3 separate regions of the Homo sapiens genome follow, and all the other regions are linked to region 3. A link is a loop called in an ENCODE intact Hi-C map of the cell type or tissue named here. Cell type or tissue: heart right ventricle. All regions are shown on one strand. Each heading gives the region's core, and the rest is flanking DNA. Links, peaks and the distances in the headings are about the cores only.

Evidence for each region. Hi-C counts contacts between places; a loop is a spot of excess contacts. Peaks named below come from ENCODE experiments on the same cell type or tissue, not always from the same donor. Only the 100,000 strongest peaks of a DNase experiment are listed, where the experiment ranks them.
Region 1: it touches region 3 in a loop (2.6-fold over the local background); 9 of 110 quality-filtered maps call a loop at or near these places.
Region 2: a loop joins it to region 3, with 6 times the contacts of the local background. A loop is called at or near these places in 14 of 110 quality-filtered maps.

The regions. Positions count from the first base shown.
Region 1 is chr11:32,557,268-32,567,741 of GRCh38, reverse strand. No RefSeq gene overlaps it. Among named protein-coding and RNA genes, the nearest start is that of EIF3M, 21 kb to the left of the region's middle. In heart right ventricle, for the core only: a CTCF peak has its summit at 5,692; no DNase peak of the experiment used is centred there.
Region 2 is chr11:32,430,238-32,440,711 of GRCh38, reverse strand. It overlaps WT1 (WT1 transcription factor), which reads left to right and starts at 5,173. Exons shown (of 10, transcript NM_024426.6): 1 at 5,173-6,012. The coding sequence starts at 5,352. WT1-AS (WT1 antisense RNA) reads right to left here and starts at 5,194. Exons shown (of 5, transcript NR_120548.1): 1 at 4,866-5,194. RefSeq lists enhancers at 986-1,841, 1,842-2,699, 3,289-3,436, 5,100-5,132, 6,240-6,824 and 1 more, promoters at 3,738-4,074, 4,978-5,080, 4,722-5,372, 4,174-5,372, 6,710-7,443 and 1 more, cis regulatory regions at 4,533-4,552, 4,645-4,771, 4,756-4,793 and a silencer at 7,395-7,532. In heart right ventricle, for the core only: CTCF peaks have their summits at 6,034 and 9,438 (motif pointing left); DNase peaks (open chromatin) are centred at 4,258, 4,461, 5,001 and 6,111; H3K4me3 peaks cover 6,503 bases; H3K27ac peaks cover 5,871 bases; H3K27me3 peaks cover 8,000 bases.
Region 3 is chr11:32,380,177-32,390,650 of GRCh38, reverse strand. It overlaps WT1 (WT1 transcription factor), which reads left to right. Exons shown (of 10, transcript NM_024426.6): 10 at 1,472-2,876. The coding sequence ends at 1,593. Among named protein-coding and RNA genes, the nearest start is that of WT1-AS, 50 kb to the left of the region's middle. RefSeq lists a cis regulatory region at 3,697-3,714 and enhancers at 3,499-3,756, 3,408-3,756, 3,634-3,778. In heart right ventricle, for the core only: a CTCF peak has its summit at 4,500 (motif pointing left); a DNase peak (open chromatin) is centred at 4,393; H3K27ac peaks cover 1,433 bases.

The sequences.
Region 1 (10,474 bases), core at 732-8,731, 180 kb before region 3:
GGAAGGCAGTTTGGTGGTGTCTTAAGAAACTAAATGTATTCTTGTCATATGATTCAGCAGTTGTGTTCCTTCATATTTACCCAAATGAACTGAAAACACAAAAGCCTGCACACAAGTGTTTATAGCAGCTTTATTCGTGCTGCCAAGCCTTGGAAGCAACAAGGATTTTCTTCAGTAAGTGAATGGATAAGCTGTGGCACATGCAGACAATAGAATATTATTCAGTTCTAAAAAGAAATGAGCTATCAAGCTATGAATAGGCATGGAGGAAACTTTGATGCATACTTCTAAGAGAAAGAAGCCAATTTGAAAGCTCTACATACTACATGATTCCAACTACATGACATTCTGGAAAAGGCAAAACAATAGAGACAATAAAACCTCAGTGGTTGCCAGGGGCTGGGTGTGGGGCAGGGATGAATAGGAAGAGCACAGAGTGTTTAAGGCAGTGGAAATACACTGGATGATACCATAATGGTAGATACATGTCATTATACGTTAGTGCAAACCCATATAATTTACAATACTAAGAGTGAACCCTGAAGTCAACTAGGGGCTTTGGGGGATTATGATGTGTCCATGTAGGTTCATCAGTTGTAAGAAATGTACCACTCTGGTGGGAGGTGTTGATAATAGACTAGGCTGTGATTGTGTGGAGACGGGTGGGGATATGGGAAATCTCTGTACCTTTTTTTGGATCTTGCTGTGAACCTAGAACTGCCCTTAAAAAATAGTCTTTTAAGGCGAGGCTCAGTGGCTCACGCCTGCAATCCCAGCACTTTGGGAGGCTGAGGTGGGAGGATCACTTGAGGCCAGGAGTTGCAGACCAGCCTGTCCAACATAGTGAAACCCCATCTCTACTAAAAATACAAAAGATTAGCTGGGTGTGGTGGTGCACACCTGTAATCCCAGATACTAGGGAGGCTGAGGCAGGAGAATAGCTTAAACCCAGGAGGCGAAGTCTGCAGTGAGCAGAGATCGAACCACTGCACTCCAGCCAGGATGACACAGTGAGACTCTGTCTGAAAAGAAACCAAAACCAAAACCAAAAAACAAAAAAAAAACCTCTTAAATAAATGAATCACAATTCCTTAACATCATCAACTATCTGGTCAGAGTCCAATTTTTCTTATTGTTCAATTTTTACAGTTTTTTGAACAATGATGCACTAGAATTTAAACCTTGTGATTGATTGGTCATTGAATCTCTTTTAATTTATAAATTGCCCCTCCATCTCTTTTTTTCTTGCAATTTAGTTCAGTAGAATATTTCACATATGAATTTTATAAATTGCACCTATCTAGTATTGTTTCTCCCCTGTACTTCCTGTATATATATGGTTATTAGGTCTAGAGTTTTGATTAGATTCATTTTGGTGGTTTTTTTTTTTGTTTGTTTGTTTGTTTTTGAGATGGGGTCTCGCTCTGTCACCCAGGCTGGAGTGCAGTGGCACAATCTCGGCTCACTGCAAGCTCCGCCTTCCAGATTCAAGTGATTCTCCTGCCTCAGCCTCCTGAGTAGCTAGGACTACAGGCGGGTGCCACCACACCCGGCTAATTTTTTGTATTTTTAGTAGAGATGGGGTTTCACTGTGTTAGCCAGGATGGTCTTGATCTCTTGATTTTGTGATCTGCCCACCTTGGCCTCCCAAAGTGCTGGGATTACAGGTGTGAGGGATGTTTTATAGGTAATGGTTTGTGGGTGTGTAGTTCTACCAGGAGGCACCTATGCCTGGTTATTTTAGTTTTTGTGATATTAGCAGCCATGAATCAACATTATCTAGACCCATTAATCCATTAGGCGTTGCAGAATCCTGTAATTAATTAGGGGTTACCTTGATTTTTCTAATTCCAGAATTCCTTCATCTTTTATCAGCTGAAATAATTCTACAAAAAGAAACTTGCTGTCATCAACTACTTGATTACTCTGGGATATAGTTCACCCAAGAAAAGTAGGATAAATTCTTCTTTCTTTCCCTTTATCTACCAAATTCTAAATAGTAAATTGATTCCCCAGCATTCTTCAAAGGTAACAAGGAAGGTCTTTTTAACATAGCAGTTTAGGCCTGCGCAGTGGCTCACGCCTGTAATCCCACACTTTGGGAGGCTGAGACGGGCAGATCACCTGAGGTTATGAGTTTGAGACCAGCCTGGCCAACATGGTGAAACACTGTCTCTACTAAAAACACAAAATTAGCCAGATGTAGTGGCGCACTCCTGTAATCCCAGCTACTCGGGAGGCTGAGGTAAGAGAATTGCTTGAGCCTAGGAGGCAGAGGTTGCAGTGAGCTGAGATCATGCCATTGCATTCCGGCCTAGCTGACAAGAGTGAAACTCTGTCACAATAAAATAAAATATCAGTTTAAATTCACAAATTTATGTATATTTGATGTATTTCCATCCATTGGGATTACTGGCCAGTGGGAGCTTTTTCAAGTTGTCTCTTGGGTCCTTTTAAGAGACCTCAGGCATCTTTGAAGGCATTCTAACTTTCACAGAAAGATATTGCAGGCTCATCCTGTAGATTTCCAACCGTGGACCTGGAATCAGCTATTTCTCCAAGAAGGTTTGGGTCATTTTAGAGGAAAATGGTATTTAGAAACCACAATCTGAGAAGTAGGGGAAATAGGACTTCATTGAATTAAATTTTTTTTTAGGTTCAATATAAAATCCTTTGAATAGAGCCCCATCCATTTGTAAGGATCCACAGACTCCTGAAGATTTTTTCCCTAGAGAATTACTACTTTGATAAAGCATCATATTCTTTGAACACGTGAGTTTAAAAAGAAAACTTACTATATTGAAGAAAATAATAGCAATAACATTAATTTGCACTTAGGGCTTATGATAGGCCAATTGTGTGTGACACCCCCATTCCCACCAGAGATGTCCATAACTTAATCCCTGGAAACTTTGAATGTTATTTTATATGACAAAAGAAATTTTGCGATTTATTAACTTAAAGATCTTGAGGTGTGGAAATTATCCTGGATTATCTGGGTAGACGTTATACGTAATCCCAAGTGTCCTTACAAGAGGGAGAGAGATGGAGATTTGACAACAGAAAGGGAAGGCAATGTGACAACGGAAGCAGGGATTGAAGTGATGTGGCCACAAACCAAAGGACGCCTGAGCCTCCAGAAGCCGGAGAGACACAAAACAAACTCTCCCCTAGAACCTCCAGAAAGAAACAGCCTTGTGGACATTTTGATTTTAGCCTCCTAAAACTCAATTTAGACTTCTGTCTTTCAGAACTAGGAGAGACTAGGCCGGGCTTGGTGGTTCACGCCTGTAATCCCAGAACTTTGGGAGGCCGAGGCGGGCAGATCACGAGGTCAGGAGTTCGAGACCAGCCTGGCCAACATGGTGAAACCCCGTCTCTACTAAAAATACAAAAATTAGCCGGGCATGGTGGCGGGCACCTGTAATCCCAGCTACTCGGGAGGCTGAGGCAGGAGAATCATTTGAACCCAGGAGGTGGAGATTGCAGTGAGCCAAGATCATACCATTGTACTCCAGTCTGGGTGACAGAGTGAGACTCTGTCTCAAAACAAAAAAACAAATAAAAACATAGAACTAGGAGAGAATAATTTTCTGTTATTTAAAGCCATTATATTTGTAGCCATTTGTTACAGCCACAATAGGAAAGAAATGCAGAGCCTCATCCTAAAATGAGAGATGGGAGGTAGGGCAGTGTATTTTGGAGCATAACAAAAAAATTAAGAAAAATTGTGCACCTTAGAAGGTTCCTGGGATCTAGCGCAGGGCTTGTGTTTAGGTGAAAGTAAAAGGACTAATTAACAAGGCGGTTGTTAAACTTCACCTTTTACACCTGTTTTAGCAACTTGAACTTTTGCTCAAGCAGCTCTGGAGATAACTTGCTAGGAGGTTCCGCTGCAGGAGGTCAGGTAGCAGGCCTCCAAGCCAGGTTTTAAGAAATATGTGAAGCTCACAGGAGCAGTCAGCTGCTGATATGATGGGATTTGGCAACCCCACGGTGTTGTGTGGGGTTGACCTTGGGATGGGTGAAGAGCAAAGGCTTTCAGACTCACTACTCTTGGTAATAACAAATGCTGTTAGCAAGTAATAAAAGAGCATTTCACCAACAATCAGTAGTGGAATAATTCAAAACATATTTTTGTAAAGAAAGGAGCGGTAATGGAATTGTGTAATAGTGGGAATGAAGGAGCTCAAACCATTGCTTTTTAAGGGGGATTCAGAGGCTGATGCTGCAACCTTCTGCTCTGTGTGGTTTACATGAGAAAGCAGGACTCATCCTGCTGATCTAACGCTTCATAAACTCTTATCTCTGACTTATGGTCTCTAAGACAGACATTGTACACACTGGCTGCATTTTGCTTCATGCTTCAAAAGTTTAAATAAATAAGCCTTCACTTCAATTCAGCAGCTATCAGGGAAAATGATATTGTTTTTACTCATCCTAGCAAGGGGAGGCACTTCTGAAGTACCCACGCTTTCAAGCAGAACGAGAGCATTTCTGCCAATGAAGCGTGTCGTGCGTTCCCAAGTCACAGCCTAACTTTTTATCACAAAGGAAAGATGAATGTCCCAATCTAAACTTTGGCTGCTTGTTATTTTTGCTATGTATGGCCAGTGGTTTCCGTCGAATCAGTATGAGAAACACTTTTGATAATGATGTTTTTTTTCTCCTGGATAATTGAAAGTTGTTGATATTTAGGTGAAAAAGTCAGAATACTTTGTCAGATGGGTTGTGCAATTTATGAGAGAACAACAAATTCACACTGGTGTTGAGTGGCCTGGAGGGGCCACGGCAAGGTTACTGTACTTAGGAAGAAGAGAAATGGATGTTCTTTAAAAATCCCACTAAGTTCCTTTCATAAAAGTGTATCAATCCCCATTAAAAAATGCAACATGATGACTTTGACTTCCTTTGGCAAAATAACCATGAGAGTTTGCCATGAATCGGACATCAAAGAACCAATAAATTTAACGAGTAGTTTTCAGCACTAAAGACTCACTAGTTGGTCTGTTTCGCTATTATTACGCCTATGTTAAGGGGAAAAAAAGAATCTTGATTCTGATTAAGAACATACTACCTCTCAAGCTTCAATACAGAGAATATGCCTAACACCTAGCTCATAAATAGGTAGAATAGTGAGGTAAACTCTTGTGGGCAAGGATAGGCCTATGGTGCTTAGATGGTTGTCATTAAAAAGTCACTGCTTTTGGCTGGGCGCGGTGGCTCACGCCTGTAATCCCAGCACTTTGGGAGGCCAAGGCGGGCAGATCACAAGGTCAGGAGATCGAGACCATCCTGGCTAACGCAGTCAAACCCTGTCTCTACTAAAAATACAAAAAATTAGCCGGGCGTAGGTGGTGCACTCCTGTAGTCCCAGCTACTCGGGAGGCTGAGGCAGGAGAATGGCGTAAAACCCAGGAGGCGGAGCTTGCAGTGAGCCGAGATCTTTCCACTGTACTTCAGCCTGGGAGACAGAGCGAGACTCCATCTCAAAAAAAAAAAAAAAAAAAAAAAAAAAAAAAAAAAAGTCACTGCTTTCAGTTAGATAGTCTTTTTTAGATGTTCTCTGAAATGCAAAGGATGCTATTTGAAGTCACACATTGTCAGGTTTTTTTCCTCTGGGAAAACAGTAAGCAAGTTAGGAAGCGTTGGGAAACACGGGTAAGAGGAAGCTGTCAGATGGGGGCAGTGCTGGATTGTCCTGAATCTTCCCAATATCGTGGTGATTGCAAAGTCAGATGCGTGTGGGGCATGCAGGTAACTTACGTGAGTGATGTGGGCCTAATCAGTGGAAATTGTGACAAACTGAGTAACAAACCTTCTCTAAAGAGTCCAGCATCGGCCGGGCGCGGTGGCTCACGCCTGTAATCCTAGCACTTTGGGAGGCCGAGGTGGGTAGATTGCCTTAGTTCAGGAGTTCGAGACCAGCCTGGGTAAAACGGTGAAACCGCGTCTCTACTAAAATACAAAAAATTAGCCGGGTGTGGTGGCGTGCGCCTGTGGTCCCAGCTGCTCAAGAAGCTGAGGCAGGAAAATTGCTGGAACCCGGGAGGCGGAGGTTACAGTGAGCCGAGATCGCACCACTGCACTCTCGCCTGGGTGACAGAGCGAGACTCCATCTCTTAAAAAAAAAAAAAAAAAAAAGAGTCCAGCATCTTCTTAGCTATAACCACCGTTGCCGTGCACACTATCAGATGTGAATATGGGCTTAGTCCTGTTAGAGCTTCTGATTTTCTTCAGAAAAGCTGGGAATCCATATCTCTGTACATAATCCTCAGATTTTTGAAACATAAACAACTAACTCCAGTATTCTTAAAACATTGTGAAGACTAAATAAAATATATCTGTAGGCTGAATCAGGCCCTTGAACCACCATTTTACAACCCTTGCATTAGCTTAGGAAAACCTTTTACATTTTTGAGAATATGCAGTTTATTTATGAGAAAAAGACAGGACTCATATCTTCTACACAGAATGCCCCAGGTAAGAATGAAGAAAAGAAATAATTACTTAAAAGGGAATTTTTAAAAATACTTTTTAAAAAAAGTTCCTTTTGCCTTTAATTTTAGAGATTCTGCTCATGTTCAAATTTACTTAGGTTGGCATGTTTCCTTCCCAATCCTTCAGTGAGGTTGTTTCATATAGTTATTTTGTTTTGTTTTGAGATGGAGTCTTGCTCTATTGCCCAGGCTGGAGTGCAGTGGTACGATCCCAGCTGATTGCAACCTCTGCCTCCCAGGTTCAAGGGATTCTCCTGTCTCAACCTCCCAAGTACCTGGGATTACAGGTGCCCACCACCACGCCCTGCTAATTTTTTTTTTTTTTTGAGACAGAGTCTCACACTGTTGCCCAGGCTGGAGTGCAATGGCATGATCTTGACTCACTGCAACCTCCACCTCCTGGGTTCAAGCAATTCTTCTTCCTTAGCCTCCCAAGTAGCTGGGACTACAGATGCAGGCCACCACGCCGTTAATTTTTGTATTTTTGTAGAGACAGGGTTTCACCGTGTTGGCCAGACTGGTCTTGAACTCCTGACCTCAGGTGATCCGCCAGCCTCGGCCTCCCAAAGTGCTAGGATTACAGGCGTGAGCCACCGTGCCTGGGCTTGTTTTATATAATTGCAATAGATTAGATTCTTTGGTCATATTCTTCAGAAGATCCCCAGCTTCCTAAGTGAGTTTTTAAAGATTTGCATACATTAAGGTTCACCCTTGGTGCTGTGAAATTCTGTGAGTTTTAACAAATGTATAGCATCATGTATCCACCATTACTCTATCATACAGAATAGTTTTATCACCCTAAAAAAATCTCCTAGGCTGGGCACGGTGGCTCACGCTGTAATCCCAGCACTTTGGAAGGCCGAGGTGGGCAGATCACATGAGGTCAGGAGTTCAAGACCCACCTGGCCAACATGGTGAAACCCTGTCTCTACTAAAAATACAAAAATTAGCTGGGTGTGGTGGCACACTCCTGTAGTCCCAGCTACTTGGGAGGTTGAGGCAGGAGAATTGCTTGAACCAGGGAGGTGGAAGTTGCAGTGAGCTGAGATCGCGCCATTGCACTCCAGCCTGGCGAAACAGCGAGACTCCGTCTAAAAAAAAAAAAAAACTCTTGTGTTTCATTATTCAAATCATTTTTTGGCCTACTTACCATGAGCCAAACCTAAAACAGTATACAGAGCTGAATCTAAAGTGATGCTATTTTATTTTATGTTATTTTATTTTATTTTATTTATTTTTGAGGCAGAGTCTTGCTCTGTTGCCTGGGCTGGAGTGCAGTGGCACTATCTCGGCTCACTGCAACCTCTACGTCCCCGGTTCAAGCAATTCTCCTGCTTCAGCCTCCTGAGTGGCTGTGATTACAGGTGCAAACGACCACGCCTGGCTAATTTTTGTATTTTTAGTGGAGACAGGGTTTCACCACATTGGCCAGGTTTGGCTCGAACTCCTGACCTCAAGTGTTACACCCGCCTCGGCCTCCCAAAGTGCTGGGTAAAATTATACTATTTTAAATATTAAAAATTTACTTTCAGCTGCAACAACAACAACAAAAAATGTATTGGCAGAGTTCAGTTGCAGGAAACAGGACTAACTTATTATTTTAAGCAGAAAGGGATTTAATACAGGGAATTATATACTAAAGTTGTAGGTTCTAGGTTGGACCCTAGAAGCTCCCAGCACAACACCGAAGAACTGACTCAAAAGGGAGCTGCATCTGCTCCACTCGGGAAGGTGGGGATCATCAGGCCCCTGTTGATTTGAAGAACACAGAGCTGGAGCTGCACTCTTGAAATCAAGAAGCCACTGCACAGCCCTGCAATTGCCTTTGACCTTCACTAATTTAAAGGCTGTCCCCCGTTAATTTGCTTCAGTAAATCCCAAGGTCTCCATACCTGTGATGGCCAACAGCTTCAGCCAGAGCAGTAGAAAGATGGCTCCCTCCTCACTTCTGCCTTGCAACTCCACACAGTGCATCTCATGGACAGAGCCTAGTTCACATCCAGAAGCCCTGGCGCAGTGGGTTGAAGGCTGGCTCCCCAGAAGACTGGTCCACCGGGAACCCAAGAATGTGACATTATTTGGGGAGAAAAAGGCCTTTGCAAATGCATTTATGTTAAGAATTTCAAGTGAGATCATCCTGATTACCTGAGTGGGCCCTAAATCCAATGATAAGTGTCCTTACAGGAGACAGAAGAGGAGAAGACACAGAGAGAAGGGAAGGTCATGTGAAGACAGAGGTGGAAATTGGAGTGATGCAGCCGCAAACCAAAGAATGCCTAGCAGCATGGGGAACTAGGAGAGGCAAGGAAGGAATCTCCCTTAGAGCCCCCAGAGAGAGCACAGCCCGGCCAACACATTGATTTTGGACCTCTGGCCTCCAGAGCTGTGAGATAATACATTTCTATTGTTTTCTTTTCTTTTCTTTTCTCTTCTATTCTTTTGTTTTCTTTTCTTTTCTTTTTTTTTTTTTTTTTTTTTTTGAGATGGAGTCTTGCTCTGTTGCCCAGGCTGGAGTGCAATGGCAATCTCTGCTCACTGCAACCTCTGCCTCCCGGGTTTAAGTGATTCGCCTGCCTCAGCCTCCCGAGTAGCTGAGATTACAGATGTGCGCCACCACACCCAGCTAATTTTTGTATTTTTAGTAGAGATGGGATTTCACCATCTTGGCCAGGCTGGTCTTGAACTCCTGACCTCGTGATCCACCCACCTCAGCCTCCTAAAGTGCTGGGATTACAGGCGTGAGCCACTGTGCTGGGCCATTTCTATTGTTTTAAGCCACCTAATTTGTGGTAATTTGTTACAGCAATGCTAGGAAATCACAAACTTAGCTTCAAGTGACTCTAGGAGCTGTCATTTCTGCTTCCTGGCCTCTGCTGTATAAGAACGCTACTATTTAGAAAGAACTTGGACTGATGCTGAGTGCTGAGTGCTAATCTATCGTGTCTACCACTTGGAAATTGGAAGTTACATGGATCGGGATGGAACAAAGATTTCTTCCGAGCATATCTGTTTGGTCATAGCTAAAATCAAACCAGTTTGTTTACATTTATAAAACCACAGATTTAGCCTTGATGTTTATCCCTTAAATGAACTGCCTCCAACCACGCACACATAAAGTACAATACCAATAACAGTGCCCTCCTCTTTTAAAAATGTTGTATAAAGATGGGCCAAGTCTAAATTGGCTGAATTTATCTTGATATTTGAAGTGTCAAAAAGCATCTTATTTTTTCCAAAAAAAAAAAGGGGCATTATTTCCACTGCTACTTGCACAGCAAGCTTCAACGGTAATGACAGAGTGTCTCCCGAAGTTAAATGTGAGGCCTTAAATAACAGCTGATGAAAATACCTTCTGTTTAACACATGCAATCATATGTCATGCTTTTGGCACCATATAAGTTTGGTTAAATAGTGTTTATAATGTTACAAAATAAAAGAATCATTTTCTCAGGTTGTCCCAGTAAAATGCGGTTAAGTAGGCCATTACATAACAAATTATTATCTCATGTAACCATCGATAGTGTTAAAGGTAGGATTTTGTTTCTTTTTTTCCTTTTTTTTTTTTTTTTTTTTTTTGAGACAAAGCATTGCTCTGTCACCCAGACTGGAATGCAGCAGCACGATATCGGCTCACTGCAACCTCTGCCTCCCAGGATCAAGTGATTCTCCTGCCTCAGCCTCCCAAGTAGCTGGGATTACAGGCATGCGCCACCACACCCATCTAGTTGTGTGTGTGTGTGTGTGTGTGTGTGTTTGAGACAGAGTCTCGCTCTGTTGCCTAGGCTGGAGTGCAGTGGCACAATCTTGGCTCACTGCAACCTCCACCTCCCAGGTTCAAGTGATCCTCCTGCCTCAGCCCCTTGGTACCTGGGATTACAAGCACGTGCCATCATGCTTGGCTAATTTTTGTATTTTTAGTAGAGACAGGGTTTCGCCATGTTGGCCAGGCTGGTCTTGAACTCCTGACCTCAGGT
Region 2 (10,474 bases), core at 1,615-9,614, 49 kb before region 3:
ATGAACATTTATACACCAGGACCCTGGCAAGGGACTGACTTCATTGGGATACTTTATGGCTTAATACATCTGAATGATTTATATCTCGTTTTGTCTAAGCATTTATGCTAATAAATTTAACAGATTCTCCAGTACTGCTTGGTCCTTCGTTTTCTTCAGGGGGTCAAAGTGAGAGGAAAATAAAGCAGGGTGTTACTAAAGAAAGAAGGAAGAAATTGGCTAAACGAATTTAGAACACAAATAAAATTACTGCACAAATAAAATCTCTGCTTACGATTAAGCTGGAATGGCGGTCAAAAAAGAAAAGGGAAAAAAAATTCCTAGATGCAGGTAGATTTCTATAATTAAGCCATTTCTCAAAGGGGAAGTAAATGTGACAGAATATTTAGCAAGCAAATTTACTGAGGAATATTTTGTTCCTATATAATTAAATTCAACACTGAGGTAAAACTGACAACTATTAAACTGAGGGCAGTTGGGAGAGGGAAAGGGGATGAGATAAAATCCAGTCTATAAAACATTCCATTATCTTTTATAGGTTAAAAAACACAAAAGAAATACTTGGAAAGAATTGTCTAAGACGGAAAGATTTTAAGATTGTGTGACTTTTTTTTTTTTTTTTTTTTTTTTTTTTTTTTTACAGGTGCAGAATAATTTTTTTTCCCTCTCTCGTGGTTTTTCTTTTCCCCATTTTTTTCCCCTGTTGTTTGCAAAGTTGAATCTGGGGTCAGGAGTTCTAATTGTAACCTCAGACTGGAATTCCAGATGGTGCGCTCAGGACTGGAAGCAACTCTCAGTTCATCAATTTCATGGGCCTACGTATCTGCTCTGGCCACGGCCTGGCCTCCATCCCCACTGTGGCATTAATGCAGAACAAATTGAGACATATCCTCTATATAATTAGTTCCAGAATTTAAAAAGATTTACGGTATAATAATAGAGGCAGTGCCGCGGAATCCTTTCACTGAGGACTCTCGGGGAGCTCGGGGACCATCTCGCGGTGGCATCAGAACAGACGAGTAACCCCAGCGGCTCCAGGCACTGCGAACTGGGGGAGAGGGGGAAATTTTGCACCGCATTCGGCAGTACCTAACGGTTCCGGGCTCCCAGATAGGGTCAGCGAGGAGAGTTAGGACAGTAAGTGGGGACTGGTTAAAAAAAATCGACTTAATTTTGAAATGATCAGAAGAAGCTGGGAGTAGTTATCACAAAGCCCCTCCCTTGCCCCCCCCTTTTTTTAATTGAAGGAATGACGTTGAAATTTTCACCGCCAGCGCGGGGCTGGGAACCATCCTAAACACTTGCCCTGCAGCCCCGAGTGGGCAGATTCCGAAGAGTTGGAGTCGGCGGGGAGGGGAGGAACAGCTGTTGGGCTGTCTTGCGCGTGGGGCTCGGGGCGCGGGCCCCGGGGAGAGGCGCTAGTCGAAAGCTTGTTCCTCTCCCGCGACAGGCAGCAGCGAGGTCGAGCCACTCTTTATTACGGCCTGCGGGCCCCGCGCGCAGTGTGGCTGTCCCCGCCCTTGACCGACCGCAGCGCTTTGGGGTGTTTATTCAGTTGTCCGCGGCCGCTGGGTGACTCCCGGAGGGCGGCCCAGGCGTGCGCACTGGTCCCTGGGGTTGCGGCTGTAGCAGCCCAGCTCCGCGCTCTGTCAGATGCAGTGGACAGCGCCGGGGTGAAAGTAAGGGTTGAGAAATCCTCACTGCCCTGCTCCTACCCAGCCTCGATTTTTTCATATTGCAATAATTATGCACCTTCGAGGCCGGGATGCCTGCGCTTTGCCAGTGTATCAACGCCACATGGTTTTCCAGGGGCTGTCCTCGCCTCTGCATCCCATTAGCTCTGAAGAGGTAGAGGGGTGGTGGGTAAAACCTCCAACTGGACGTTGAGAGACCCGGGTTTCAGCTCGGCGTTGCCACTAACTTGTTTCCTGTCCTTAAACAGTAGTAGTAACAAAAACTGTAAAGTTGATTGAGTCAAAGGCCCACACTGCTCTCCTATCTAATCCTCAGAACAACTCTATGAGGTGGGCGCTAGTATCCCATTATCCCGTTTGACCAGTAAGGAAACTGAGGCTCAGAGAGACTGCGGAACTCGTCTAGGGTCACACAGCTGTTGGTTACCTGGCAGAGCTGAGGTTCCATTCTGGGGCCACCAACCCCTTGCTCTTTACCGCTGCGCTCCATAGACTGCCTCTCCTTCGGCTGTCTGGGCCTCAGTTTCCTTCTCTGTAAAACGAGAAGTTTAATCTGCAGCTTTCTTTGCCAATCGGTGGTTCAGACCAGGAACCTCTGCTACAGATCTCGGCGCTGACAGGGGTAAGAAGGTGGGTGAAAGAAGGGGGCGCCCAGTTTTCCACAGCCTGCTTTTCTCTGGGACCTCGCGAAGGGCGGGCCTCGCGAGCTAAAGGAGGTACAGGAGAGCGCCTATCGTCCGCGGCGGGTGAAGGTGCTACCTGCCTTCGTGCTAGGCTGTGAGTCCTGGTGCTTAGCTCAGGGCGCCAAGGCCAGTGTAGCTGGCATGTCCCCCTTGGAAAACCTCAGGTCTCCCGCAGAGAACGTTACCCACAACAAAGAAGAGGACAGAGAGGCATGGAGCGCCCTGCGACTGCAGGAGTACGTCAGTTCCCCAGCGCTGGCTTAGTGTCGCCTGGGCTTCCGGGCATGTGGATCCGTTGGGGTCGTACGGAGACTTCCTGTCGGGTCCCTGGGGTCCTCCGACTGCGGCTCCTCAGCTTAGCACTTTCTTCTTGGCCCCGCAGGCTGCAGGGAACTCCTCCCACCTCTTTAGTCGGAGAAGTCCAAGTCGGGCGAGGGGGCACCCCGGGGTTCGCACCGGTGCTCTTCCCCTCCCCGCCCCCACAAGGATTCTGAGAAAATAAATGGCAGAGGAGAGAGGAGTTCTACATTTGCTTGGCTCTCCTTTCCTCCTATCCACCCCTACATCCCTCACCCCGGGGCAAAAACTTATTTTTGAAAAATGTTGGCAGAGATTTACGTGTCTTTGCCTTACCTGGGTTTCACAAACACAACGACTCACATTCAAGCCAGCCTCCCTTCAGATAACCTCCTCTCCCCCCGCTAAAAGTGCCAAGGATGGTAAAAGAAGAAACAATCTCAATCTTTTCGTTTGGAAATGAAAGTCCCCGGCTTTTCATAAAGGGCTCCTCGCCCCTCACAGTTGAGTCCTAGTTAAGAAAAACGACTTCCAAGTAGAAATAATAGGCGGGGAGAAGGAAGGGAGATACAGGGATCTGGGGGGTTCTTAGGGCAACTGGCAGTGAATTTTGTCTCGAGAGTCCTTTCTCCACTCAAAAAACCAAACGCGCGAGCCCCGCGAAAGGTTTAGGGATAGATCGTGTGGGAGAGGACTGAGCAGAGAGCGTGGGGGCAGTGTCTTGTAGAATCTTTCTTTTCTTAATAATAATTTTAAAAGCTTCTGAGTGGAGACGACGCAAAGTCAAGCAGCAAAGGTGGCCTGGGAGGCAAGCGGAGGGCTCAAGTGCCGCATCTTTACCCTCAGGGTCTCCTGCGCCTACGGGATGCGCATTCCCAAGAAGTGCGCCCTTCGAGTAAGTCCTGGGCCCGCACACACTTCGGGTCCGCAGCCAGAATTTAATGGCGACAACGTTTATGCAATGCAAGCTAAAAACCAAAGCGTAAAAAATTACTATGTCATTTATTGAAACGCCATTCTTTGTCAAACTGCAACTACTTTGCTTCACATAAGTTTGGCTGGAAAGCTTGCAGCCCCAGCCCGGGCCAGCCAGGTACAGGAGGCCGGACTGCAACCGGTTGCTTCCCTCCCGTCGCGCCTGGCCGTCCCACGCTGCGCCGTCGCTGCTGCCTCCTGGCGCCCCTGGGATTTTATACGCACCTCTGAAACACGCTCCGCTCCGGCCCCCGGTTCTTCTCCTTGCCTAGGGGTTGTTTCCCAATAGATACTGACTCCTTTAGAAGATCCAAAAACCAAACCAAAACACCCCCTACCCGCCCCAAACACCTGCTCTGGGGCGCGGGGGCTGCCAAACAGAGACTAGACGAAGGGAGTCAGATTTAGCGAAGCTCTTCGAGCTCCCAAAGATTCGAACACTAACTCGCGCCCGTGGGCCGATGGAGGTTCTCCCTACTCCACTCCTTGGTCCCCTTAACTGGCTTCCGCCTCCTGGTCAATCACTGAGCAACCAGAATGGTATCCTCGACCAGGGCCACAGGCAGTGCTCGGCGGAGTGGCTCCAGGAGTTACCCGCTCCCTGCCGGGCTTCGTATCCAAACCCTCCCCTTCACCCCTCCTCCCCAAACTGGGCGCCAGGATGCTCCGGCCGGAATATACGCAGGCTTTGGGCGTTTGCCCAAGGGTTTTCTTCCCTCCTAAACTAGCCGCTGTTTTCCCGGCTTAACCGTAGAAGAATTAGATATTCCTCACTGGAAAGGGAAACTAAGTGCTGCTGACTCCAATTTTAGGTAGGCGGCAACCGCCTTCCGCCTGGCGCAAACCTCACCAAGTAAACAACTACTAGCCGATCGAAATACGCCCGGCTTATAACTGGTGCAACTCCCGGCCACCCAACTGAGGGACGTTCGCTTTCAGTCCCGACCTCTGGAACCCACAAAGGGCCACCTCTTTCCCCAGTGACCCCAAGATCATGGCCACTCCCCTACCCGACAGTTCTAGAAGCAAGAGCCAGACTCAAGGGTGCAAAGCAAGGGTATACGCTTCTTTGAAGCTTGACTGAGTTCTTTCTGCGCTTTCCTGAAGTTCCCGCCCTCTTGGAGCCTACCTGCCCCTCCCTCCAAACCACTCTTTTAGATTAACAACCCCATCTCTACTCCCACCGCATTCGACCCTGCCCGGACTCACTGCTTACCTGAACGGACTCTCCAGTGAGACGAGGCTCCCACACTGGCGAAGGCCAAGAAGGGGAGGTGGGGGGAGGGTTGTGCCACACCGGCCAGCTGAGAGCGCGTGTTGGGTTGAAGAGGAGGGTGTCTCCGAGAGGGACGCTCCCTCGGACCCGCCCTCACCCCAGCTGCGAGGGCGCCCCCAAGGAGCAGCGCGCGCTGCCTGGCCGGGCTTGGGCTGCTGAGTGAATGGAGCGGCCGAGCCTCCTGGCTCCTCCTCTTCCCCGCGCCGCCGGCCCCTCTTATTTGAGCTTTGGGAAGCTGAGGGCAGCCAGGCAGCTGGGGTAAGGAGTTCAAGGCAGCGCCCACACCCGGGGGCTCTCCGCAACCCGACCGCCTGTCCGCTCCCCCACTTCCCGCCCTCCCTCCCACCTACTCATTCACCCACCCACCCACCCAGAGCCGGGACGGCAGCCCAGGCGCCCGGGCCCCGCCGTCTCCTCGCCGCGATCCTGGACTTCCTCTTGCTGCAGGACCCGGCTTCCACGTGTGTCCCGGAGCCGGCGTCTCAGCACACGCTCCGCTCCGGGCCTGGGTGCCTACAGCAGCCAGAGCAGCAGGGAGTCCGGGACCCGGGCGGCATCTGGGCCAAGTTAGGCGCCGCCGAGGCCAGCGCTGAACGTCTCCAGGGCCGGAGGAGCCGCGGGGCGTCCGGGTCTGAGCCGCAGCAAATGGGCTCCGACGTGCGGGACCTGAACGCGCTGCTGCCCGCCGTCCCCTCCCTGGGTGGCGGCGGCGGCTGTGCCCTGCCTGTGAGCGGCGCGGCGCAGTGGGCGCCGGTGCTGGACTTTGCGCCCCCGGGCGCTTCGGCTTACGGGTCGTTGGGCGGCCCCGCGCCGCCACCGGCTCCGCCGCCACCCCCGCCGCCGCCGCCTCACTCCTTCATCAAACAGGAGCCGAGCTGGGGCGGCGCGGAGCCGCACGAGGAGCAGTGCCTGAGCGCCTTCACTGTCCACTTTTCCGGCCAGTTCACTGGCACAGCCGGAGCCTGTCGCTACGGGCCCTTCGGTCCTCCTCCGCCCAGCCAGGCGTCATCCGGCCAGGCCAGGATGTTTCCTAACGCGCCCTACCTGCCCAGCTGCCTCGAGAGCCAGCCCGCTATTCGCAATCAGGGTAAGTAGGCCGGGGAGCGCCCCCTACGCGCGGGGCAGTGGCGCCAGGGACTCTCCGCTCTAGGACACCCCCCTCTCCTACCCCTTTTGACCGCAGCTCTTACCCAGCTGCTTCCCAAGGGCCGTGAGGATAGCGGAAGCGGCGGCTGGGGAGGAGGCCGGAGAGTGGGAGTGCACGCAGGCACTGGCCCCCGACATCCTCCAAAGCCAGGCAGAGCTAGGAGCCTGACTGTTCGCAAGAGCCGGGAGGGCGTCTGGGGCCCCTTAGAGTCCGAGAGATTCCGGGACTGCTAGTCCCCACGGGAGTGGAACCAGGAGACCGGCGCAGTGTCTGGCTCTGCCTTGGGGAGAGTTTTGTTAATTAAGGAAACGCCAAATTGTCACCAAGCGTAGCGCTTTTCAGACGTCTGGACTCTGGATTCGGAGTGGGACCAGCGCGGGGGTGAGCGCCTGTGCTGTGCTGCCTCCGCAGCGCTAAAATGTCCAGGAGCACCTCCAGCCCTTATAATACGGTGTTGGCACACACTTAGGTGCACATTAAGTATCGTAGAGAACTAGAATGAGCACATGCACCTCCAGTAACTAAATGGCTTTCTGGAACAGCGTCGTGTCCGTGGATAGCTCCCGCGTATGGTAATACAGAAGTGGATCTTCACTGGGCTTCGCTCAGGCGGCGGCCACGCAGGTTCTGGGGATGGAAGAGAACTTGACTTATCCGAGTCCAAGCTATGCGGGACCAGGTTCTACCGCAGGCAGTGGAAGGAGGCACGAGCTTTGGCCTTTCTTTCAGCGCATCTGGGGCGCCTCTTCATCTTGTAAACGCGGGGCTCAGCTGGGACAGTATTTCTTCAAGACCTGGGGTTAGAACAAGGACAGGGTTATTCGCTGTGCTTAGTCAGGATACAAGGAGGGAACTCGGCACACGATAAGTATCAGGTTGGTTTCTCATCCCGCGCCGATGCCCGCCCACCTCTCTTTCGCCTGGGCGGCGCGGACCCGAACCTGCGGAGCCCCTGTAGTTTGCCCTCTTCATTTATTTTCAGTGGATTTCCACGCTATTGAGAACCTAAGCCAGTTCGGTTTGATTCGGTAATTTAGTAAACGCTTTACTAATACAATGGCGGATGCTTTTCCTGGAGCAAAATTACTCGAGGGCCTAGGGACCGGGATGTTTTTGGAATGCGTGGGAAGCAGAGTGTATCTTTTGCAGGAGGTACCTTCGCCCAAGGCTCGGGAGAAGGGCTCTGCCCTTGTTGCCCGCCTTCACCCGCGCCTTCTAAACGCGCGTCTTCAGGCCGCTCCTACCTTAGCCTAACCAGGAGCACCCGGCCCCCGCGAAGCCTTGGAGAAATCGAAACCGCCCTTTTCTTCGGGAGAATCTGGGATCACTGTCCTGTGGAGGAACCGCAAGCAGACCCAAGGGTTGCCTCCACTCTATGCTTTTAGTTAGTGAAATTAGTGTTTTGTACTCAAGGGGCGTTGGGACAACTTACTGGTCGCTGAGGCTTGTGTTCTTTGATCAGATCGCGCCACCTTTGTTTAGCAGGCTGGTGTTACTTTTGGGGAGTTTCTAGGTCTCAGTGTCCCCGTCTATAAGAGGACAGCTGAGATGGGCAACCTGGAGATTGGGTCCGGCTTGAAGTTATACTCCATAGATGCAGAAGCGCTACCCACCACCCTCTTGGGGCTTTAAATATGGAACTCGGCAACCCATCTAAACATCTGTGACTGAGAAACAATGAATCCGAGAGCACTGTCTGCATGTGTGCTATTTGGAGGCGGTTGAGAAACCATCGAATCCATGCCCCTGGGGCACAAAATACTACTACGCCATTATCTTTTTAGTACTTCTAGGGGATTTTTGAAACCTGGGTTCTGTCGCTTCGTTTGGGTCCCTTGTCCAGCCCTTTTCAGGGCAGGTCTGGTGCCTGGGATCTTATCACATGTCGTGGGGGGTGGGACTGTGGGTTTTGCAGCCAGCAGGCATTACACTTCTGGAAAATATCTGGATTCTTCTGTAATATACAGGCGTGGCTGCCATGGAGAAAAAGTTAAAAGGGGACCAGGACTAGTAGGTGAATGTATCCTTCTTCTCCACCCTGGAGAAAAAGCCCAATGGAGAGAGGGCCCTAGATTCAAGTCATATAGCCTGGAAGCACCATCTCCAGGTTTAAGTTTTGTCTTGCAGTGAAAACAGATGGGTCCATCTTACCCAGCCCTTGAGGCTCATTGGGCAGCTTGGATGTGAGAAGCGCTCCGGCTGCTATCCTGGAGTGGGCAAGGGTGGCCCTCGAGATTCTGGGTTTATTCTTTGGATTTCCAGGGTTCCTGCTGCTTCCCCAGGAATGCAGGGCCTGGCCCAAGACTTGGGCTGTGAGAGGCAAGGGCATCAACTCTCAAAAATGTGGAAATGGCCATCAGAGCGCCAAGGCCAAACCCCAGGGGAGAGGAATCAAGGCCGTCTCTGGATCCCTAGGGCAGTCTAGCCATGGTGCACAGGCAGGGGCAATTGTTGGTACCCACTCACAACCGCCCAAAACTTCACAAGCATGTTCATATTTTAAATTCTTAAATATTATATCTTGCATCCTAATCTTGTAAACATTAATTTAGCAAACATCAATCGCCTACTTGGTCAGGCACTGGGTTCTGAATATTAATTAAGACAATGGCCTCGAGAACCTTTGCAAGAAGCTCACCAGCTAATCCTGGAGAGGCCCCTTGTTTTGGATGAGGAAATCCAGGTTCTATGAGATTAGGTGGCAGAGGTGGGATTTGAACCCAGACCATGCTAGGGTGTTTCTACTCCTTTTCCAGGGATCTTGGCCCCACCGTTGAGATGGATTTCTTCTGGCCTGCGGGAGGGGCACCAAACTCTTAGTCCATGTGTGGGGGTTGACGGGTTTGTGAGGGCAGATGTGGGGTGAGGACTTGAGTAGCCCCAGACTAGATGCAAGGCTTAAGGAGGAGGGGAAAAAAGCTTGCTTGGGCCGGACGCGGTGGCTCGAGGCGGTTGGATCACCTGAGGTCAGGAGTTTGAGACCAGCCTGGCCAACACGGTGAAACCCTGTCTCTACTGAAAATACAAAAAAAAAAATTGGCCGGGCTTGGTGACGGGCGCCTATAATCCCAGCTACTCGGGAGGCTGAGGCACAAGAATCGTTTGAACCCGGGAGGCTGAGGTTGAAGTGAGCTGAGATCGCGCCACTGCACTGCAGCCTGGGCGACAGAGCGAAACTCCGTCTCGGAAAAAAAAAAAAAAAAAAGAGGTTGCCTGCTAGTCCACTGATCCCGCAGCCCCGCAGGCTCGCAGAACCCTAAGGCATGATTAGGCCTGGGATCATCAGGCCACCCTAGGGTCAGGTGCGGAGGCCTGCGACGCCCGAGGGCCAAAGGCTCCCTCTTCCGGTCACACAGGAGAGGGTATTTTGTTGGGGGACAGGTTTTCCCCAATCACAGTGCAGCTGCAGTCATCGTTTTCAGCCTTCTGAGCACCTTCCTGGCTGAGCCTGCTGTCCATTTCACCCCTCAGCTCTCACGGCCCGGCCAGGCCAGGCGGTTCCCGGCTTCTCTGCAGCCGCCGGCGGGGGAGGAGGGCACAGAGCGCGTCTCGCCTCTTAGCGCACGGTCAAGGTTGCGCTCCCCTCCCGGGCCGGGACTAACCGTGGGAAAGGCGCTACCTTGGCCACTCGATTCTCTCCCTCCAAGGCCTGTACAAGGAGCCTTTGAACACGCTGCTCCTTCCAGCCGGCAGCTTTACCTCCCCTGGCCCCTGCCCCCGCACTCTCCGCGCCAGGCCAAGCGCTGGGCCCAGGGACAGCGCGCTCTAATCAAACCCGTGTCCGATAAGCTTCTAATTAAAAGAGACCTCCCTCCGCTCCGCAGGCGCTTTCACCACTGCCCCTCCCGGGGGGACCTGAAGGAGAGGGTTTGAGGCCGGTCTTTGCCCGCCGAGGTCTGCGTGTCCGGTCTGGGAGGAGGCCTAGGAGGGCTCGCGGGCCACGGGCATCCTTGGGCCCGAGTTCTGGGGTGCGGACGGACGTCTCGAGAGTGGGTGCCGCGACTCGGGACCCACGGCCCTCGCCGGGCACGGACAGTTGCGGAGCAGGGCTCTGAGGATTGTGCAGTGCCCTGGGTCCCTGCCTACTCCTGGGCTCAGGAATGGAGAAGGGTTCGTCTAGAGAAAACTTCTTCGTAGCTTCTATTTCGTCTCTCTCTCTCTCTCTCTCTCTCTCTCTCTCTCTCCCTCCCTCTCTCTCTCTCTCTCTGTGTCTGTCTCTCTTTCTCTCTCTCTCTTTTTAGTGTCCTTTCAGAAATTCGGCCTTCACTCCGGGCAATAGTGGGTGCCCTGAGCCAAATTTCGTTTGTAAGCTCATCTATAGGCCTCAAAGAAGGCCAGGCCTCAGGTTTCAAAAGGAAGTCTGTGGAAGCCCAAACGTGCTCGCCCATGCAGGAGAGCTAAC
Region 3 (10,474 bases), core at 833-8,832:
AGGTGGGGTTGGAGAGTGAGAGCCAGGCCAGGAAGAGCAGAGGAACAGCGAGTGAAGGAAAACATGACATCACAAACCCCTGAGCAGCCCCAGATTCTTCGCCCAAATTGGCTGCATTTAAAAACAGAGCCAAGGCACCTGTGGCCCATGGTTGGCAGGATGGGATCTTGCTTCCCTTCCTCAGGTGCCTTTGATGCTTCTTTAACTTAGTCCTGAGCTCATAATTCGGTGGCAAAGTGTTATAGTCCCTTTGACACGGCTGTCACACTCCCCAAGTAAGTGTGACATGACCTGTTTTGCCAGCAGACTGTTTAATACCACATTTGATTGGCCTCCAGTCTGACCCTGGGACACCAGCCCTCCTGGGACATTTCTCAGTGCTTGTCCAAACCAGTAGTTCTCAGAGAAGGCCAAGTGGGACCAGCAGTATCTGAGAAGATCCGTCAGGTGGCACAGGGTTTAGCTTCTGTGCATTCTTCCTTAAGATGGAGCTGCAGCTGCTTTTCCATCATGGCTAGGCCTGGGAGGTGTGATACAGGGAAGAGCACGGGCTCTGGAATTCGACAGACCTGGAGATTTGAGTTCTGCCTGGATCTGCCCTCAATAGATGTCCTACCTCATCTGTAGAGTGGGGATAATAACGCTTCCCCTACGGGCAGTTGTAAGGAGTACATGAGGTTGTGTGTGTGCGTGTGTGAAGCCCAGCACAAGGCTTGGCATATGTTAAGCATCAAATAAATGGTAGTTATTCTCCCTAATGAGAATGAGGCTTGGAAAGAATGTCTGAGGGCTCTTTGGGTGGAGAAGCCTCAATCTTTTGGCAAGCTTATTAAAAATCTAAGAACCACGCCCCAACTAGAATCTTCCATATAACAGGATTATGCTCTCAGTAACACTTTAAGAGAAAAAAAAAAACAACACATAACATGTAAACTGGTATCAGTGATTTATTTTAAAGTATCCAGCCCATCCAGGGTATCTACACAGATAGAAGTGTTAAAAGCTTCAGTCACAGCTGAGATCCCTGGACAGTGATCACTCAGTAATACCCAGGGTAGATGACCCAGAGGCTTCTGCAGCCCAGTTCATCTCAGTTCCCAACTTACTCAACAAGGGGGAGAAATTTACACAGTTCACAAAACATTCTATCAGCAGAGACTGAAACAAACGTTTTTCCCCTTAATTATGAATTGCTCAGACATTTCCCCCAACTTGACTCATTCTTTATCTCCCACTTTCCAAGTTTTCTGACCTAAGAATATAACTTTTTACAATATTTCGATCCTTAAAGCCCCAAGAGGTGCTGCTGTTTCAAGGCTGCCTGGGAAATGAGCTCAGTTGGTTAGCTCAGGGACAGAATGATGGGAAATTCAGAGTGGGTGCCTTGTGATGACTTCACTCGGGCCTTGATAGTTGAACTTGTGCCTGTCTCTTTGTTGCAAGTGTCTCTGACTGGCAATTGTGTCAACAGGTGAAAAGCCCTTCAGCTGTCGGTGGCCAAGTTGTCAGAAAAAGTTTGCCCGGTCAGATGAATTAGTCCGCCATCACAACATGCATCAGAGAAACATGACCAAACTCCAGCTGGCGCTTTGAGGGGTCTCCCTCGGGGACCGTTCAGTGTCCCAGGCAGCACAGTGTGTGAACTGCTTTCAAGTCTGACTCTCCACTCCTCCTCACTAAAAAGGAAACTTCAGTTGATCTTCTTCATCCAACTTCCAAGACAAGATACCGGTGCTTCTGGAAACTACCAGGTGTGCCTGGAAGAGTTGGTCTCTGCCCTGCCTACTTTTAGTTGACTCACAGGCCCTGGAGAAGCAGCTAACAATGTCTGGTTAGTTAAAAGCCCATTGCCATTTGGTGTGGATTTTCTACTGTAAGAAGAGCCATAGCTGATCATGTCCCCCTGACCCTTCCCTTCTTTTTTTATGCTCGTTTTCGCTGGGGATGGAATTATTGTACCATTTTCTATCATGGAATATTTATAGGCCAGGGCATGTGTATGTGTCTGCTAATGTAAACTTTGTCATGGTTTCCATTTACTAACAGCAACAGCAAGAAATAAATCAGAGAGCAAGGCATCGGGGGTGAATCTTGTCTAACATTCCCGAGGTCAGCCAGGCTGCTAACCTGGAAAGCAGGATGTAGTTCTGCCAGGCAACTTTTAAAGCTCATGCATTTCAAGCAGCTGAAGAAAAAATCAGAACTAACCAGTACCTCTGTATAGAAATCTAAAAGAATTTTACCATTCAGTTAATTCAATGTGAACACTGGCACACTGCTCTTAAGAAACTATGAAGATCTGAGATTTTTTTGTGTATGTTTTTGACTCTTTTGAGTGGTAATCATATGTGTCTTTATAGATGTACATACCTCCTTGCACAAATGGAGGGGAATTCATTTTCATCACTGGGAGTGTCCTTAGTGTATAAAAACCATGCTGGTATATGGCTTCAAGTTGTAAAAATGAAAGTGACTTTAAAAGAAAATAGGGGATGGTCCAGGATCTCCACTGATAAGACTGTTTTTAAGTAACTTAAGGACCTTTGGGTCTACAAGTATATGTGAAAAAAATGAGACTTACTGGGTGAGGAAATCCATTGTTTAAAGATGGTCGTGTGTGTGTGTGTGTGTGTGTGTGTGTGTGTGTTGTGTTGTGTTTTGTTTTTTAAGGGAGGGAATTTATTATTTACCGTTGCTTGAAATTACTGTGTAAATATATGTCTGATAATGATTTGCTCTTTGACAACTAAAATTAGGACTGTATAAGTACTAGATGCATCACTGGGTGTTGATCTTACAAGATATTGATGATAACACTTAAAATTGTAACCTGCATTTTTCACTTTGCTCTCAATTAAAGTCTATTCAAAAGGAAAGTGGCAAGATTCCATCAGCTGTATTGTGTTCAAATCTCAAGGCCACTGAGCCTCTTTTAAACAGGTAAGAGAAGACGCCACCGACATCGACGGCTACTAGTGAGCCTATCCAGGTCCTGACCACAATTTATTTCTCTCTGTCAAACTTCAGGAGGGACTTATATGTCCTAGAAGCAACAGAGAATATCTTCACCTTGTGTTACAGAGTGATTGTGCTCATGCTGTGGTTGAATGGGGTTTGTGGATGATGTGGTGATTATGTTTTAAGGTTTTAAGGTTTATTTTAAGCAGATTGTCATTGCATCCCATCATCCCAGATCAGCAAAAGAAAATAGAGAGATGTTAATGACAACTAGTCCTTTTGAAAAGTTCAGATACATCACTGGGAGGGCATAGGCTGAACACCTAGTACAATTGAATTTACAGCTGTACTTGCTATAAATCAGCTCAGCAGATTGAAAACTGCTCAGCCTTTCCAGGGCAACTGAGTGTGAAAGCAAAGATCTATATTATCTATAAACTATAAACTCTCTTTCTGTTCTGGTGTATGGTTTTTGAATTGTAAATAAGGAGATTAATTTGGTGCAGCCCCTCTCAGCTCCATTATCTTGGGGCTTGCATGCATTCCGGGTTTTATTTCTTCATTTAAAATGCGTCTCAAACAGATGGAAGCCTAGCTATGGAGACTGTTTTACATTGAAGTGCAGCTCAAAGTTTGGGCAGCCTAAAAGTCAGGTCCAGAGGCCCCTCTTATTTTGCATCTGGCTCTTGCATCACTGTTAATTATAGCGAGTGTGGTGACTCATTTATATCAGCCGTTTTTATCTTTTCCTGCCAGAAGACAGCATTTCTCTGGAGAAGCTCAGGACAAGCATGGCAAACGTCAGCGAGTCGGAAAGAGCCAGGTCTTACAACAAAAGTACAGCCACATTGATTGTTTCAACTGCACAGGGAAGAACAGAGATTCTCAGACGACCCTGTAAGTTTAGCTTGCAGTTAAGATCATGGGCTATGGAAAGCAGACCAACCTGGCTTCAAATTCTAAATCTCCAGTTTCTTTATCTGTGAAGTGGGGACAAAAGTCCCTGCCTGATAGGATCATAGTGAGGTTTAATTTTTTTTAAGTATGAAAACATCAAGTACATAGCAAATGCTCATAAACATTATCTAGGAAAACTATTACCCAAGAAATTACTGGCTCATTTCTTTTACCTCTCCCTCCTCCAGGCATCCTCTTGCAGTATCTAGCCATCCTCACAGGTCAGCTCTGAAAAATGGTAAAAAGTCCATTGCCCTCTACCCCAACCCAGAGTTAATAACTTTTGCAGCAATTGAGCTTCTTGCCAGCCTTGCCACAGAGACCATCTCTGCTTGCTCTGTGTCTTCTGTAAAGCACTTGTGAACACTGTATGTGTTTCTGAGACCCACTGTGTTACTCTTCCATAGACTGTGAGGAGTTAGTGGGTGAAAGTAGGTCAGTGGGAGCTCCCTGTGGCCCAGGCTTGAGGCGGTGTTGGGTGCAGTGGTCAGCATGTGCACTTTTCCATCTTGCTTTATTTACTGCAGCACCTGGTTTAGCATATGACTCAGTACTCCCAGCTCCCCAACTCCCTCTGCTGGATCTTCCCAGACTCTTCCAGTCACCCGGAGCCCTCTCTTCTCTGAACCTCTGTAGCATTTAGAGTACCTTTAACATTAAATAGTACTTTAGATCAGAATAGTGCTTTCCCATCCTTTTTGATCTTTAGGACAATCCTGTAAGGTAGACAGGGCAAGTGTTATTCCCACTTTACAGATGAGGAAATTGAGGCTCAGTAGAAGTAAGTGGCTAAGGCAGCTCTTAGTCTTGGTCTTCAGCATCCAGGTGTCGTCCTCCCAAAACATGCTTGGTGGTGTAGACTTGCACTCTGCTCCCTTGCCTCATTTTTATATATCCTTTTTTTCTTTTTGGCTGGAGTATAGTGGTGTGACCTCGGCTCACTGCAACCTCTGCCTGCTGGGTTCAAGCGATTCTCCTGCCTCAGCCTCCCGAGTAGTTGGGATTACAGGCTCATGGCATCATGCCCAGCTAATTTGTGTGTGTGCGTGTGTGTGTATTTTTTTTTTTGAGACGGAGTCTCGCTCTGTTGCCCAGGCTGGAGTGCAGTGGCGCGATCTTGGATCACTGCAACCTCCAACTCCTGGGTTCAAGCGATTTTCCTGCCTCAGCTTCCCAAGTAGCTGGGATTACTGGCGTGCACCACCATGCCTGGCTAATTTTTGTATTTTTAGTAGAGATGGGGATTTCACCATGTTGGTCAGGCTGGTCTTGAACTCCTGACCCCGTGATCCGCCCACCTTGGCCTCCCAAAGTGCTGGGATTACAGGCATGAGCCACCGTACTGACCTTCATTTTTATATATCCCATCTTCTCTGCTGGAGTGTGAGCTTCTAGAGGGAAGGAGATCCTCTTCTCCCTTTCCTGCATTACTTCCATTAGGGCTTCTCAACTTTCATGTCCATGGACAGCAGCTGGGGAATTTGCTAAAGTTCAGGCTTAGATTCAGAACTTCTGGGGCAGGGCGTTGAGAGTCCTCTTTTCTGACAAGTTCCCAGGGGATTCCCCCTGTGCCGGCCTGTGGATGACACTGTGTGTAGCGAGGATCTACAGGGTGGGCTTGTTAAATACTTGAAGGGTGACTGATGAGATTTGCACTTGACTATCCTGGGATGGTGCTGGGCCCTTCTAGTCCTTGAGAGGAGCCAGCGAAGATGGCCCAGGGCCCTGCTGTGAAGGTCCACTGTGGGTCAAGAAACGCATGCTGAATGCAGTCAGAGGAACTGTGTGCACTAGCCCAGGGGAATCAATCCATGAGGGGGTTGTTTTCAAACACAGTTGGCAGATCCTATGTTGGTGACTTCCACAAGTTGGGGAGACTTCCACAGGTAAGATCAAGTGTGGTGAGGGTCCATACCTGCCTCTCCAGTCCTTGCACCTCACTCAGTCACACATCTCAGCAGTGGACCCCTGCCTCCCTGATGCCCTGTTTTCCAGCATCCACAAATTGAAGTCTTATGGCCTTGGTGAGGATGTATTCCTTGCGAGCCCCAAGCCTCACTGGCAGGCAGCGTTTTCCCATGTCTTGCTGCTGCTAGGAACTACTTTCTTGGCTCTATTGGGTAACAAAGAGCAAAGGTGATGGTCCTTGGAGCCCTGTCCTCCCTGAAGGGTGTTTGCAACACTGATCTTGGACTAACGGATGTGCCAGGAAGAAGTTTGGGTGTGTGTGTGGGTGGGTGGTGGTCGGGTGGTTGATTTTGCTCCCCCAGGGGATATTTGGCAATTCTGGAGACATTTTGGATCATCATGACCAGGGCAGGGGTGGGGTGCTCCTGGTATCTGCGGGATACAGGCCAGAGATGCTGCTAAACAACCTACAGTGCACAGGACAGCACTTTCCTCCCCCTTCCCAAAGAAAGCTCTGGCCCAAAATGTCAATAGTCCCCTGGTTGAGAGACCCTGGCATAGAAGAGGGAAGTTGCTTGCCGTAGATGGACTGTTACCAGATGAGAGGGGTGATGGGGTGCATCTTGGCTGGCCTAAGAATTGCTGTCTGGGCTGTCTTGAACCCACCATTCTGAATTAACTGACTCGCAGGAGGCATTGTTCTTCAAAGTCTTGAAACAGGAAGAGTGGCTTGTAGGAATTTCTCATAGGTAAGTGCATGAGAACCACAAAAAGGGAAACAAATCCCTATGAAAATATAAAGGTCTGGGCTCTTCATTCAGGTCTTTTCTTCTACTGACTATTTTAATTATCGAGTGGATGAAATATGTGAAATTATTTATTTGATAGGATCTTGCAAAACTGATAAATAAATATAAATGTTCATGATGATGATCACACCTGGTCTGATTTCTATTGTCGGTTGATGTTATGCTGAGAAAGTAGCTGATTCCATGGAGGGCTCTGGGCTTTCCTCCATGTTTCAAGCAAAATCCTGATTCTGTTAGCTCTCAGGCTGGCCTTGAGAAGGAAAGAGAGAGCCAGACAGCATAGGAAGGGTATAGTAATTTAGAGGTCTGGAAACCCACTGGCCAGCCCTGTACAGTTAGGACGATCAAGACCAGATCCCTGAATAAGGTTGTGCTTCAGAGACTGATGAGGGGATGAGGACAAATTCCTGAAGTCCGGGGATCTGGAAGGTCAGTGCCTTTAAGCACAGACAAAATTATCCCAATTCGAGTAGAGGCCTCAGACAGGGAGACCGCAGCGGTAAGCAAGTCAAGCAGACCAAATGAGCAAATGTGAGCTGCGGAGTTGGTGCAATATTTTTATGGAGTAGGGGAGGATTGAAGGATGGTCTGGGGGATGGGCTGAGATAAATGCAGAGGGGAGAGGTTGGTTGAGACCAGTGGCTTTCCCCTCTCCTGTCGTCCCAGAAGCATTGGTGATGCTGACACTTGGCCATGAAGGATTGCCTGATGCAGTGGGGACTTGGAGGGCCATGGAGGAGGCAGTTGGGCTCCAGGAGAAAGAAGGAGGCGTGGAGTGAGGAAGACCAGTCTGGGAAGAAAGATGAGACGGATGAGGAATGGAGTGCGGATGTCAGGGAGGTCTGCAGGAAGAGGGGGCTTCTGTCTCACAGGGCCTGCCCCTAGCATGAACCTGCACCAGCCTGTGAACGCACACCCCAGGACTTTCACAATTAGGAGATGCTCAAGTGATGAACGGCAAATCGGATCAATGCACACCATGTATTGATCCTTTGTGTGCATCTCAGTGCCATTTTACATGCATTCTCCATTTACATGCAGTCTCTCCACTCACCTCCTTTTGATAGTGGTTCCCATTTTACAGATGAAGAAACCAAGACTCCAAAAGTACCTCCCACAGGGTCATGCAGTTCATGCATGTGGCAGAGTTGAGATTTTAATCTGACTGAGTCACAGCCCATATTCTTCACTCCTACACTGTACCACATTTGTCCCAGGCACGTTGGCCTTATGCACCAGAGGAGCAGGAATGTTGAGAGAATGCAACAGTGATATCTTGCCTGCTTGCTGGGATACCAGGGATGTTTTTCAAGTGCCTAGAGAAAGGACGGGCAGGATTGACACAATGTTCCCTTCTCCCATACCCAGTTGTAGAGCCTGTTTACAAAATATGTTTTCATTCAACATTTTGTATTAAATACCGGAACTCAAGAAACGACACAGCATAATGTTAGCCGGATAGTGATAAAAGGGGAAAATTGAGAAACACATCTTAAGAGTTCAAGGTCAATGATTACTCTTTAAAAGCAGTATCCTGCTTTCCCAAGGAGTTCTACGTCAGAGGGAGCGGGCTGAGGAGGAAGCTGTTGGTTTCCAGGGATGGAGGGGTGCGGGGGACTCTTGCGGACGTGACCCCATGGATGGGATTGTCCCACTTCTCAGCAGGCAGCCTCCACTTTTAAAAGATGAGTTCTTACCATCCAAATGAAAAAGGCCAGGGAGCCTGTCCTAGAGACACCGCCTGTCCCAATTTTTCTGACTTCTAAAAGTATAACGATCCCTGTCGGTGGCCTCTATCTTTGCCCGCATTCCAGCCCTGCCCTGGCAAACCTCTCCCCTAGCAGCGTCCTGGGAAGGAGTGCTCCCTGCTCTGGCTCATGGAGAGCTCGTTGTGGAGGAAGAAGGCGAGAGGAGCTGGGTGGGACAGCTTCTGCCTTCACCCATAACCAGGCTGGGGGAGACAGCATTTACCTCTCCCTCCTGAGAGAGCTGCCTTTGAATTCACTCGGTGGGCAACACAAAGTGCCCATCCAGTGAATGTTCCCGATGCTGCCTGATGAGAGAGATGTTCCTGATGCTGCCTCATGGAGACAAACCACCACTGTTTCTAGGCAAGGGTTCCCAGGCCCCAGGGAACACCACTGAGGAGAACTTTGAAGGACACCCCTCCCCACAACCCCACCAGTGTTAGTAGCATTCAACCGCTAGTGGCAAGATGCCACAACAGTTCTGCCTATTGCTCCAGCCCCTGGCCAGTCTCTGCTCACCTCTGCTCACCAAGGACAGCCTAGAAAGGGACCAGAGCAAAGGGTAAGGATTGTGGGAAGAGGCAATGGGGTGGCATGGCCCCCACCCCCAAAGAGACAGGAACATTCCAGTGCTGAGGTGCAGTGGCTACCAGCACACCCTCTGCCACTCACTGCCGTGAGCCCGGCAACGCCTTCTGTGCCTTGGAGCTTCAACTCAGACAGCACCACTCTTCACCTCCCAGGTTGTCCTAAAGATGAAAGGAGAGGCCACAGGTGCTTAGCCCGCCTACCCTCGGTCTTGCTGGCAGGCACTGCTCAGGGCAGTCAGGCCTCTGGCTGTGCGTGGAGCAGGTGCAGCCATTCAGAAAGGACTGAGGCAGAGCCTGATGCTGGGCCCCGGCCTGCACTGGCCCTGCGCCACTCCTGCCAGGGAGCCTTGGCCCTGCCTCACTGCAGAGAGGAGAGCTGGGCACCGCTGGGCGGAGCAGGCAGGAGCCGGGGTCAGTCACTGCCAAACTCCCTCGTCACACAGTTGTCTCTGTTCTCCTTTGACCTGCACAAGTCAGGAAGTGGAAGGGACACTTGCCCATCTGTCTCACCCCAGAGAGGAAGGTGCTGTTAGGGGACTGGCTGGGACCCACCCTCATTGGAGGTCAGGCCCATGCCTCAATTGTTCTGTGCATCCTTTGTATAAAGGTCTTCTCTGAACCCATCAGAATGCCTCCTGCCAGTTTCAACTTCCCAGATAAGAGGAGAAGAAGAAGGCATGGAAAGCACTTGGGACAAGTACACCTTTCTCACCTGAGTGTGTCGGCAGGAGGGACAGTATCAAGGAATCGGGCTCAGTTCACAGGGCGATTTGGGGCCTTGGAGACACCTTGCCTCCTAAGTTCTGGTTTCAAAGGAGCAGAACAGTGACACAAATAACCACAAGCAGCACTAATTCAAACATTCAGGTGCTGTGTTCCGAAATGAATTTATAGTGTGTTTAAAAAACATCCACATGGTAGATTCATCTGTCAGACTGCGGCCTTCTCAATGATGCAACTGCATCACGAGTGAAACCGAAGCATCTGCTCATTTATCTGACTGTAGGGTGCCAAATCTCCAGATATTTAGTCTTATTTTGCCCATTTTCATTCTTATTTGTCCTTTGAAGGTTACAGGCTCTGTAGATATATGAAGCTCCATTTTATTCCCTGGATCTGCCACTTCCCAGCCCCCTGATTCTGGACAGGTCCATGTAGCCCTCAGTTTGCCCATCTATGAGGCGAGGCTATAACAGTAACCTCATGGGACAGATGCGTGTTACATGAGACACAGTGCCTGGCATGGGGGTCAGCTCATAAGAGAAAGTTAATTAACAGTGGTGCTTATTACTGTCTTCCACACTGTAGACACTAATGGTTGTCTGGCTTGACATGTCCTGGGGAGCCTCTTGGTTTTTCCTGGGCACCCCTCACCTGGAAGTCAATGAGGGTGGCCCAGGATACTGGCAAGATGGCCCAGTTGAGGCAGGGCATACCAATGCCCTGGTAAGGCTGGCACTCCCTTTCCTGCTGCAAGCATTCCTTGACAACTCCATGAGGCGGA